Regions from separate parts of the Homo sapiens genome. Here region 2 is linked to region 1. Evidence: chromatin contacts called from ENCODE Hi-C or POLR2A ChIA-PET data. All regions are on one chromosome and are shown on one strand. Each heading gives the region's core, a stretch centred on a gene start or an enhancer-like site at or near the end of the contact. The rest is flanking DNA. Distances are from core to core; before and after follow the strand shown. Region 1 has its middle 31 kb from the start of C12orf76. Region 2 overlaps GIT2 (GIT ArfGAP 2).

The links. A loop is a pair of places that touch in the nucleus more often than their neighbours do. ChIA-PET counts read pairs that join two places held with the same protein, here RNA polymerase II (POLR2A). Pooled maps may share reads with other maps.
Region 2: a loop to region 1 is called in a pooled map, with 7 times the contacts of the local background. The contact joins two enhancer-like sites. A Hi-C loop is called at or near these places in 2 of 37 single-sample maps with no recorded cell type and 9 of 50 pooled maps. POLR2A ChIA-PET finds 5 or more read pairs at or near these places in 1 of 52 experiments (activated T-cell).

What each region holds. Positions count from the first base shown.
Region 1 is chr12:110,075,925-110,082,176 of GRCh38, reverse strand. No RefSeq gene overlaps it. Among named protein-coding and RNA genes, the nearest start is that of C12orf76, 31 kb to the right of the region's middle. RefSeq lists enhancers at 2,311-2,440, 2,581-2,660 and a cis regulatory region at 1,922-2,752. Within about 2 kb of position 2,301, at least 19 of the 41 ENCODE cell types and tissues checked have a DNase peak (open chromatin) inside an H3K27ac peak, as active enhancers do.
Region 2 is chr12:109,976,751-109,983,002 of GRCh38, reverse strand. It overlaps GIT2 (GIT ArfGAP 2), which reads left to right. Exons shown (of 20, transcript NM_057169.5): 7 at 1,957-2,051. LOC124903013 (a long non-coding RNA gene) reads right to left here. Exons shown (of 3, transcript XR_007063456.1): 2 at 1,824-2,098; 3 at 477-932. Among named protein-coding and RNA genes, the nearest start is that of GIT2, 16 kb to the left of the region's middle. Within about 2 kb of position 3,827, at least 2 of the 41 ENCODE cell types and tissues checked have a DNase peak (open chromatin) inside an H3K27ac peak, as active enhancers do.

The DNA.
Region 1 (6,252 bases), core at 1,052-3,551:
GAAATAGCTGAGAGAGCAAAACAGCTGAATATTCATTATTTTCTTAAGTGGTCGATAACTGCAAAAGCTCTATGTCATTTCTTAAACAGTTTCTTTCAGTCTCTTTACCTCTAGGTATGCTAGTTTACAAGGACTCTAGATGCCCTGGGAGCTTCAAAATGTTTCACCAATTATCAGAGGAAGGTAAGGCCTGCTGGAAACCAGAGCAAACCAGAATCAGGGACTCCTTGTTATCTTTAGATCATTAACTTATTATTATAATACTAAAATCCCCACCCATAGAAGAAAATTACTATTTTCTGACCATGCATCGTATGAAGACACATGTTTATGGTTTGTGCCTGCGCATCTAAAGTTCCTCCCTGCACAGACTTACAAACCTTTCCACCCCATATCTAACTCTTTAAAATTCTCCAGCTTTCCACAGCTTGGGGAGGAGGAGGTGTTTCTGGAGTGAGAGGTCACTCCTTCTCCTTCTCTGGCCAGAGAATAAATCCAGCTGGCCTTTTTTTTTTTTCCAATTTTGGTGTTCTTTCTTTGCAAGTGATATAAAATAAGGAAAGGACTCAGTTTACCTATGACAGTTCTATCACTTTATATTTTGAAAAGTTACACATCTTTTCAAATCTGTAAAGTTTGAGTACATTTTCCTCTCCCTCGGACCTCCCCTAAATGAGTAGCCAATTGTTTAAAGATCCTATCTGGAGGAATTTATTTCTCCCTTGATTTAAATGTTTTTATCACACACTAAGTTCCTACTTTTTTTTTTTTTTTTTTTTTTTTTTTTTTGCATACAGAGTCTCACTCTGTTGCCCAGGCTGGAGTGCAGTGGCATGAACATGGCTCACTGCAGCCTTGACCTTCCGGGCTCAAGCGATCCTCCCACCTCAGCCTCCCGAGTGGTTGAGACCACAGGCGTGCACCACCACTGGCTGATTTATTTTTATATCTTGTAGAGACAGGGCCTCCCTCTGTTGCCCAGGATGATCTTGAACTCCTGGGCTCAAGCAATCCTGCTGCTTTGGCTGCCCAAAGTGCTGGGATTACAGGTGTGAGCCACCACACCCGGGTTCCACCTATCTTCGTGTTTAATACTTGACTCCATTCTGTTCCAGTAATTTATCTGTCAGGTCCCTTACTAGAGCGGCTTTAATTTCACAGCTTTACCATCGCTCTTAATATCTCCTTGGCCACCGGCTTACTTGTGAAGTGTTCATCCCGTGGCCTCTGGATACTCACTGTCTCCTGGTCTTCCTCTCCTCCCTAGTGCCTCAGCTTAGTCTCCTTGATGTTGGTGTCCTTTAAGGAGCTGTCTTCAGTCCCCCTCCATGTCACTGTACCCTTTCCCTGGGCAGGACCCTGTCTCCACTCTTGCCCTTTCTGCCCATTTTCCAGGGTGCAGCCAGAGTGCTCTGAGTTGCAAATGAGATCATGCCACACCCTTGTTTATAAACCCACTTATTGCTCTCAGGGAAAATTCCAGACAGACTCCTTAACACCAGCACATAACGGCTGGACGAGGTTCAGGTGAATGTAGTTTGTTGGGAGGTGACCCAGGAAGAGGCATGGGGAAGGGAGGCAGGGAAGGGAAGGCAATCGACACAGGAAGCACTAAAGAGCAGGTCACGACCAGGCATGGTGGCTCACGCCTGTAATTCCAGCACTTTGGGAGGCTGAGGTGGTTGGATCACTTGAGGTCAGGAGTTCGTGACCAGCCTGGCCAACATAGTGAAACCTTGTCTCTACTAAAAATACAAAAATTAGCCGGGCGTGGTGGAGGGCGCCTGTAATCCCCACCTACTCGGGGAGGCTGAGGCAGAAGAATCGTTTGAACCCGAGAGGGGAAGGTTGCAGTGAGCCGATGTGGCGCCGCTGCACTGCAACCGGGGCAACAGAGCGAGACTCCATCTCGGGGGTGGGAGCGGAGGGGGGTGGAATTAAAAAAGGAAGGGCAGGTCATCGCTGTGGGCATCTGGGCTCTGTCCCACTAGGGTCCCCTGGAGACTGCCTAGACCTGCCTCAGTGCTGTCCCACCTGAGGGAATTGGGGTATTTAATCAGCAGTCCCCTAGCCTCTATTCTCTGAGAGCTCTCTCTCTTCTTTCTCTCTCTCTCTCTCTCGCTCCTTCCTTTTCTTCTTCCTCCTTTCTCCCTGTCTTCTCCCTTCATGGACGTCAGCGCTTGACGCCATGTTTGTTTGTGGCCCCGCCCACAGCCATAGCTGATTGGACTAGGGATAAATAACTAGGCCAATCATTCCCCTTGAATTCCGGAACTGGATAGTGGATCTGGGCTTGCACTCGAACTGTGGACACCTAACCTTGAAGGCAGTGTTGGACCACGTGCCCTGGGAGAAACAGAGGAATCCATTGTTTACAGAGACTCACAATGGGCGCACAGAGAGACAAACAGAGGCGGGCCCACGCAGTTTCAAACTGAAAGAGCAACTTCAGCTCAGGACAGTTTAGTTTCTGATTCTATTAATAGGTTCTCATGAGGTTGGGCCACATTTCCTGCACTTGAGCTCTGTGAGATAAGTGTTTCCTCAGAAAAACCTCCCTTTTCTGCTGAAGAATGTCACCTGATTTTCTGTAAATTGTAAACACATACACACACATGACTAAGAAATCCACCATTCAATCCCCAATCCCCATTTCTTCACACGTGGCTTCCTACTTCACAAAGAAACAGAGACCACCATTCTCAACATCCCACTTAGTCTATCAAAATCTTTGAATGGCTCAAATGGTTCCATCTTCTCTACATCCTTGCAACACACACACATTTTCCCATGACTCCATTAAAGACCATTCTTACCTCTCTTTCTTTATTTTTTTAGACGGAGTCTCGCTCTGTCACCCAGGCTGGAGTGCAGTGGCGCGATCTCGGCTCAGTGCAACTTTCACCTCCTAGGTTCAAGTGATTCTTCTATCACCCTTCCGAGTAGCTGGGGTTACAGGCGGGCGCCATCACACCCAGCTAATTTTTGTATTTTTAGTAGAGACAGGTTTTGCCATGTTGGCCAGGCTGTTCTTGAACTCCTGATCTCAGGTGATCCACTCGCCTCGGCCTCCCAAAGTGCTGGGATTACAGGCATGAGCCACAGCACCCGGCCTCTTACCTCTTTTTCCTCCTAGCCAAGACTATAGAAGAAATAGTCCATGCCTGTCTCCACTCTCTCCTCTCATTAGTCCTTACTTGCACTGTTTTGTGGGAAAGCGTTTCATTTTGAAGATGTGACTTGAAGTGTCTGTGGGTTATATAGGTTCATAGATTCATAGACTATGCACAGAATTCAGATATGGTCTGGAGATACAGATTTAGCGTTCAGTGATTTAAAAAGTAATGAACGCAGGCCGGGTGCAGTGGCTTACCTGAGGTCGGGAGTTTGAGACCAGCCTGACCAACATGGAGAAACCCTGTCTCTACTAAAAATACAAAAAATTAGCCGGGCATGGTGGCGCATGCCTGTAATCCCAACTACTCGGGAGTCTGAGGCAGGAGAATCGCTTGAACCCGGGAGGCAGAGGTTGCGGTGAGCCTAGATCGCGCCATGGCACTCCAGCCTGGGCAACAAGAGTGAAACTGTCTCAAAAAAAAAAAAAGTAATGAACGCATATGGTAGAAAAAATTCAGATACAAGCAGGGTGATAAATAAATCGTCAAACACCGACTAATTCCCCCAGCCTCAGCTCGCTTCCCAGAGACCACCTTGTATAGCCTTCCAGATGTGCTAGCTTCATGGGCATGGGACCTGTGCAGTCATATAGGGACCCACACTTAGAAGGAATCTGAATTTGTTTAATGCTTTGCTGTCACCATTTTGAAATGTTTAACTTTTAAATAACGGACTTCACATTTTCATTTTGCACTGGGCCTTGCAAATTATATAGTAGATCCTGTTTCCAGTTATATTCCATGCATAATTAAACATATAATATACATATATACCCCCTCCTCCCACCTGCTTCGCATTTAGCATTTGATTATTCTTAAAACAATGTGTGTGGATGAAATTTCCCAGGGAGAAGATGCAATAGTCATTAGCGCTGTTCACCAAATATTTCTGCTTCTGCAGTTTCTGGATACATGGGGGATATATGCGGGAACTGCATTTCCTGGTTCCCTAGTGGTTGGGTAGGACTAAGTGATTAGTTTTGACCAATGAGTAATGAGTAGAAGTGAGTGCATTTCTAGGTCAGAGCTTTTTTTTTTTTTTTTTTTTTTTGGTAACTTTATATTCTTTCCATCACGAGGTCAGAACATTTAATTGCTACTGTGAGACTCTCCATAGTTCTCATTAAAGAGTTCAAGACAGTGGCTGTTCCGTTAGCCTTGATCTCTGAGTGACTACAGAGAGTAGAGCCTTCTGGGAGATCCATGATGGACATGTAGTGTGGGTGAGAATTAAATCATCACTGTTATAAGCCATGAGACTCTGAGAGAGCTTTCTTATTTGAGCATAACCTGTCCTATCCAGATAGGAACATAAAAAGTGCTGAGAGACAATTTGTTGGAACTGAAATTTACAGGGAGAAGAGAGCCAGAGAAAGTTAAGACAAAGGTCGGACGCAGTGGCTCATGCCTGTAATCCCAGTACTTTGGGAGGCTGAGGCAGGAGGATCACTTGAGGCCAGGAGTTTGAGACCAGCCTGGGTAACATAGCAATACCCTATCTCTACAAAATTAAAAAAAAATGGCCAGGCTTGGTGGCATGTGCCTGTGGTCCCAGCTATTCAGGAGGCTGTGGCAGAAGGATCGCTGGAGCCCAGAAGTTTGAGGCGGCAGTGAACTATGATCATGCCACTGCGCTCCAGCCTGGGTGACAGAGCAAGACCCAGTCTCTAAAATAAATAAATTAAATTATTTTTAAAAAAGAAAGATAAGATAAAGAGTCATAGAGGTACAAATGAGAAACCAGGAGAACATGGGACCCAGGAGAGTCATGGAAACCAAGGGAAAAAACTGCTCCAAGAAGCAGAAAGTGGTCAGTGGTGTTGAATGCATCCAAGAGATAAAGTAAAATAAGGACTAAAATATATCAACAAAGTCTGGCTACTGAGAAGTCTTTGGTAACCTCATTGAGAACAGAATCCATGGAGTGGTGGAGGTGGCAATGGTGAAATAGAGGACAAGGGCTGAAGGAGTAGAGAGGGGAGAGCGTGAGGGATCAGTGCAAGAGCTCAGCAGAAAAACAAATAGGCCAGGCGCAGTGGCTCACACCTGTAATCCCAGCACTTTGGTAGGCCGAGGTGGGCGGATCGTTTGAGGCCAGGAGTTTGAGACCAGCCTGGCCAACATGGTGAAACATTGTCTCTACTAAAAACACAAAAATTATCCGGGCATGCTGGTGTGTGCCTGTAATCTCAGCTGCTTGGGAGGCTGGGGTAGGAGAATCTCTTGAACCCAGGAGGCAGAGATGGCAGTAAGCTGAGATCATGCCACTGCACTCCAGCCTGGGCGACAGAATGAGACTCCGTCACAAACAAACAAGCAAAAGAAAGACAAGAAAATAGATGTCTTAGAGTGGTAGCAAGAGCAACACTGAAGTGATTTGCCTATTCTGGACATTTCCTATAAATAGAGTCATAAAAGAAGTATCCTGGTCAGGCATGGTGGCTCACGCCTGTAATTCCAGCACTTTGGGAGGCCGAGGAGGGCAGATCACGAGGTCAAGAGATTGAGACCATCCTGGCCAACATGGTGAAGCCCCGTTTCTACTAAAAATACAGAAATTAGCTGGGTGTGGAGATGCACGCCTGTAGTCCTAGCTACTCAGGAGGCTGAGGGAGGAGAATCACTTGAACCCGGGAGGTGGAGGTTGCAGTGAGCTGAGATTGCGCCACTACACTCCAGCCTGGCGACAGAGTGAGACTCCATCTCAAAAAAAAAAAAAAAAAAAAAGGTGTCCTTTTGCATTTGGCTTATTTCACTTAGTGTAATGTTTTAAAGGCTCATCCATGTTGAAGCATGGGTCAGTGCTTCATTACTTTTTAAGGATGAATAATATTCCCTTTTATGGACAGACACCCTTTTGTGGATTCATTTGTCAGTGGATGGACATTTGACTTGTCTGCCTGTCCGCTGCTATATCCACTATTCCTGGTGCTCTTGGGAATGAATGAATGAATAAGTGAATGAATAAAATGAACAGAGCTGTCCAAGGTCACAGAGCAGGTAAGATGTGAAACCAGGATTGGAAGTCAGGCCATTAGTTCCCTACAGCCAATGTTCTTTTTTTTTTTTTTTTTTT
Region 2 (6,252 bases), core at 2,578-5,077, 100 kb after region 1:
GTATAGTAAAAAGTTAATTGTAAGGTTTGGGTAGTAGACATCTAAGTGCTCACTCTAGGCCAGGCATGGTGGCTCACACCTGTAATCCCAGCACTTTGAGGGTCCAAGGCGGGTGGGTTACTTGAGGCCAGAAGTTCGAGATCAGCCTGGCCAGCATGCTGAAACCCTGTCTCTACTAAAAATACAAAAAAAAAAATTGGCTGGGCATGGTGGCAGGCACCTGTAATCCCGCTACCCGGGAGGCTGAGGCAGGAGAATCACTTAAACCTGGGAGGCAGAGGTTGCTGTGAGCCGAGACCATGCCACTGCACTCCAATCTGGGTAACAGGGCAAGACTCTGTCTCAAAAAAAAAAAAAAAAAAAAGTGCTCACTGTAAAATTATTTAAATTTTTCTTTATTAATAAAGTCCTTGAAAAATAAATCTATAGGTTAGTCTTGAATATCATTTAAATGGCCAAAGATCAGTCATCTTTCCTTCTTTTTCCAAAGTACTTTTATTAACTGTGAAGCACAATACTCTGTTCCACAGAGGATAAAATGGGTGAATAACAAAACTCTGCCTTCCCAGAATTTACTCTCTTGGAAAAGATGATTCATAAATGCCTGAAAGAGTTCAAGGAGGCAAGACCATATGGGATTCATTGCCAAAATAGATAATTGGTCTTAAAAAGCATATATAGGGTTTCTTCATTGTGGTCCAAATCATTTAAGAAATTTCTTCAGCTGGTCTTGAAGAATGGGTTGGATTTGAATGTGTGAAGGGAGAGCTGAAGCATTCCAGGTAAGAGGAAAGGCAGGAGTCAAGATCAGGAGGCAGGGAGGGACAAAGTGTGTTCAGCACAGCAGGAGACCTGACTGGAAAGAACAGAGTGGGTCTGGGAATAACAGCAGGAGTACAGTATTGCATGGTGCTTCATTATTTCACAGAGCACTAAAAAAGAAAAGAGTTCAGCCAATTAAATTATGGTGTATCATCAATTGTAGGACATTTCCTGATTTCACAGATACTAAAAAATGAAAATAAGATGTGCCTCTCACAAATCAAAGCTGTGTGGTAGGTTGAAGGGTGTTGTGAGTGCCTTGAATGGTGGGGAGAGAAGCTGGCTGAAACTATCAGGTTGGTGCAAAAGTAATTGCAGTTTTTGCCATTACTTTTAAGGACAAAAACCACAAAATATACTTGATCTTGGACGAGAGCCCTGGGTAAATGATACTTATTATCACTTACCTTGGAATTTTCGCACTTGTACCTTGCATATAATAATCTCAATATAATTTGTATCCTTGTTGCTGAAAGGATTCTAAGCAGCCTAAGTATTTATTTCATGGATGTTGAAAGGTAAACTTAATATTTTCTGTTGTGCAAATTGAAGATAAGGAGGCAGAAGTAGCTGCAGGCGTGAGCTGTGCGTTAGGTTGGCGTGTCTCTCACTGATTTGAAGCCTTTGAAGTGGTTACTAGACTCTTATCCAGAGTCAGACTGGCTGCATCAGCATCACCTAGGGGAAGGACCTTCTTCAACATATTGGCCCCTGGCCCCATCCTGTCCCCATTGATTCAGAATTTCCAAGGGTGGGGCCTGCACATGGTATATTTCTAGAAATGCGCTAGTTAATTTTTGAGAACTTCTACCGTAAACCATTGATTAATTTCATTTTTTTACCTCATTAAATTAAGTCATTCTGTATCCTTCCCTCTCATAAGTCTTTGAATTTCTTATTAAATATTCTATTTTGGCCTTAATAAAGGAAAGGCGATAGTTCAGATGGTGAAAACAGTTTATAAAAGTGGGATGCAAAGTAGACTTCAGAAATCTACCTACCACAAGAAGGTTGATGATTCTCAAAAGTCTTGTGTGATAAACTGCTCAGGTGTCTCAGGAGACGTCTTTGTACTCCATTTTAAAGTCAGTGAATAGTGAGCAATATAAATGGTACTTTGTTTTCTCTTGGTAGGCAAGGAGGGCACCATGAGCTGGCAGAGCGCCTCGTGGAAATACAGTATGAGCTAACGGACAGACTAGCCTTCTATCTCTGTGGCAGGAAACCAGGTGAGTGGATGGAGAATGACCGTTTCACATCTCCAGTTGGGAAGGTTCTAGAAAAACAAGTTGGGACACTATTTGTTATTACCTCCTCTGCTGTAACATATCACTGAGAAAGCTATACATATGGCTTTTAATTTGAAAGGATAACTACAGAATTGTCAGTTACATGTAAAAGATATAAAGTTGGACAAAACTCCTTAGATTTTTCATTTTTAATAGCTCTAGAGAAATGACTATTTCAAGAATCAGACTGAATAATCAAAGCAAAATTGAATGGGTACCACAGTTCTTGAACATGGTGGGACTAGGAATGTAGGAGCAAAGCAATAACCTTTGTAGTTATTTGAAAAATTCTTCTTAAGGAATGGAAAAAAAGTCCAGAAGTAAACTTTGCCAAAGCCAACTTGGCTATTTGTGATAGGGAACAGGGGTCAGCAAACCATGGTTTGTAGCCCAAATCTAGCCAGTTACTTGTTTTATTAAACAAAGTTTTGTATCGTGCCACTGCACTTCAGCCTAGGTGACAGAGTCAGACTCTGTCTCAAAATAAATAAATAAAAATAAATAAATAAATAAATAAAGCTTCTGCCGGGTGCAACGGGTCATGTCTGTAATCCTAGCACTTTGGGAGGCCGAGGCAGAAAGACTGCTTGCACCTAGGAATTCGAAAGTAGCCTGGGCAAGAGGGGTGAGACTCCGTCTCCACAAAAAAGTTTTTTAAAAAATCAGCCAGGCATGGTGGTGTGCGCCTGTAGTCCCACGTACTTGGGAGACTGGGACTTGAGCCCAGGAATTCAGGGTGGCAGTGAGCTATGATTGTGCCACTGCACTCCAGCCTGGGTGCAGTGACAAAGCAAGACCCCCAACTCTCTAAAAAATAAATGAATAAAGTTTTATTGCAAGAAAGCCGCGCCCAATTATTTATACCTTGTGTATGGCTGCTTTCACATAACAACAGCAGAGTTGAATAGGTTAAGTCGTTGCAACAGGCCAGATGGCCACAAAGCCTAAAATATTTACTATTTGGCCCTTTAAAGAAAATATTGGCCAACCCCTGATGTACAACATTCACATACATGTATGCAGTGATTCTCCATCCTGGTTGTATGATAGAGTTAAGAGCCTCTGGTATAGTTTCAGTTCTGGGTGAGATGGAGTAAGCACACCCCACCGTGTCTCCTGCAAAATAGAACTAACAGACCTGGACCAAATGCTTGGAGTAGCTAGCTAAAGACTCTGAAAAGTAAATCCTGGTTGGTAGATTAGGGAACTCAAAAGTGTCATCAGCTGGTGGTGAGTGTCCTGTTTGTCTTACTTCTGATAGGACTTCAATGACAGCCTGAAACCTGGAGGTACATAATGAGTGCAAAAAAGCCTTTTTCTGCGGGGTGCGGTGGCTCACGCCTGTAATCCCAGCACTTTGGGAGGCTGAGGTGGGCGGATCATGAGGTCAGGAGATCCAGATCATCCTGGCCAACATGGTGAAACCCTGTCTCTACTAAAAATACAAAAAAATTAGCTGGGCATGGTGGCAGGCGCCTATAGTCCCAGCTACTCGGGAGGCTGAGGCAGAATTGCTTGAACCCAGGAGGCAGAGGTTGCAGTGAGCCAAGATTGCGCCACTGCACTCCAGCCTGGGTGACAGAATGAGACTCCATCTCAAAAAAAAAAAAAAAAAAAAAGCCTTTTTCTGGTTAAAGAGCAGGAAATGGGACTTCTACAGGACAGAGAGGAAGGGGATTCCCCTGGGGTTTTTTCCTCCTCCTCCTTCCTTTTTCTGATCTCTCCCATCCAGCCCCTAGGCAAGCCTGTGGCTGCAATAGCAGCAGCAGCAGTGGCAGCACAGGTTCCTAAATCTCTGAGCAAGGGGATGAGGGGGGATCCTGATTGCTTGTCTTTTTCTCTCTATTCTCTCACCATCTGCCCAGGAGGCAGAACCTCACCTGGTCAGTTGCCTGCTAAGACAAAAATATGAACATTTTTGCATAAAGTTTAAAGAAGGCCCAGAGTCTCATAACAAAACATTCACAGTGTCTAGGATATCATCCATAATGACTTGACATCTGAGTAATTCTCATGTACTTGCCAGGGAAGGCAGCCAACAGATGCCAACCCCAAGATGACACAAATGTTGGCGTTATCAGACAAAGATTTTAAAGCAGCTAGTAAGACCATGCTATAAGAAGTAAAAGCAAACATTCTTGAAACAAACAGGAATATAGAAAGTCCCATCAGAGAAATAGAAGATACAGAAGAGAACCAAATAGGAATATTAGAACTGAAAAATACAAACACTAAAAATTTAAAACTTACTGGATGGGCTTAATAGAAGAATAGAGATGACAAAGAAAGTCAATGAATTGAAAACAGATCACTAGAAATTATCTGGTTTAAGCAACAGAGAGGAAAAAAGAGTAGGAAGAAAAGACTGAACAGAGTCTCAGGGACCTGTGGGAAAATACTAAAATGTCTGACATTTATGTCGTTGGATTCCCAATAAGAGATGAGAAAGAGTGGTGTGTGCAGAAAACGTATTTGAAGAAATATTGGCCAAAAAAACCCTCTAAATTTGGGACAGGCTCAATGGCTCACACCTGTAATCCCAGCACTTTGGGAGGCTGAGGCGGGCAGATCATTTGAGGTTGGGAGTTTGAGACCAGCCTGGCCAACATGGTGAAACCCCATCTCTACTAAAGATACAAAAAGTAGCCGGGCATGTTGGTGCGCACCTGTAATCCCAGCTACTCAGGTAGCTGAGGCACAAGAATCACTTGAACCTGGGAGGTAGAGGTTGCAGTGAGTCCAGATTGAGCCACTGCACTCCAACCTGGGCAACAGAGCGAAACTCCGTCTCAAAAAAAAAAAAAAAAAAAAAAAACCTCTAAATTTGGTGAAAGACATAAACTTACAGATTCAAGAAACTTAGAAAATTCCAAAGAAGATAAACTCAAATCCACAGTTGAGACACATCAAAATCAAACTGTTGAAAACTAAAGTTGAAGAAAACATCTTGAAAGCAGCCAGGAAAAAGTGACACATAACATATATAGAAAAACAGTGATTTGAATGATTGTGGATTTCTTATCAGAAACCATAGAGATGAGAAGGAAATGAAATAATACTTTGTTTGTTTGAGATGGAGTATCTCTCTGTTGCCCAGGCTGGAGTGCAGTGGTGCAATCTTGGCTCACTGAAACCTCCGCCTCCCAGGTTCAAGCGATTCTCTTGCCTCAGCCTCCTGAGTAGCTGGGATTACACGTGCCTGCCACCATGCCCGGCTAATTTTTGCATATTTAGTAGAGATGGGGTTTCACCATGTTGGCCAGGTTGGTCTCGAACTCCCGACCTCGTGATCCGCCCACCTCGGCTTCCCAAAGGGCTGGGACTGCAGGCATGAGCCACCTCACCCAGCCAGAATAATACTTTTATTATTATTATTATTTTGAGACAGGGTCTCACTCCATCGCCTAGGCTGGAGTGCAGTGGCGTGATCTCGACTCACTGAAACCTCAACCTCTTGAGCTCAAGTGATCCTCCCACCTCAGCATCCACAGTAGCTGGGACTACAGGTGTGTGCCACTGTGCCCAGATAACTTTTGTATTTTTTGTAGAGATGGGGTTTCACCATGTTGCCCAGGCTGGTCTTGAATTCCTGAGCTCAAGTAATCCACCCACCTGGGCCTCCCGATTACAGGCATGAGCCACTGCTCCTTTTTTATTATTATTATTTTTTCTCATCTTCTTTGTGATGGTAGAAACAATACTTTTAAAGTGCTAAAAGAAAAGAGCTGTGAACCCAGAACTCTATATCCAATGAAAATAACTTTGGAATGAAGGCAAAATAAGGACATTCTAACAGGAAAAAAAAGAATTATTCTTTACTTTAACAGAAATGCTAGAGAAAGTTCTTTGGGTGGAAGGGAAATGATGCCAGAGGGAATCTTGGAACTTTAGGAATGAAAGAAAAACAACAGAAATGTTAAAGATGTGGCAGAGTAAGACCCTGTCTCAAGAAACAAACAAAAAGTTGAAATTGTCATACATATCTTAAAGCTGTAACATTGTCAGCCAGGTGCAGTAGCTCAAGCCTGTAATCCCAGCACTTTGGCAGGCCGAGGCAGGCGGATCACCTGACATCAGGAGTTTGAGACCAGCCTGACCAACATGGTGAAACCCTGTCTCTACTAAAACTACAAAAATTAAC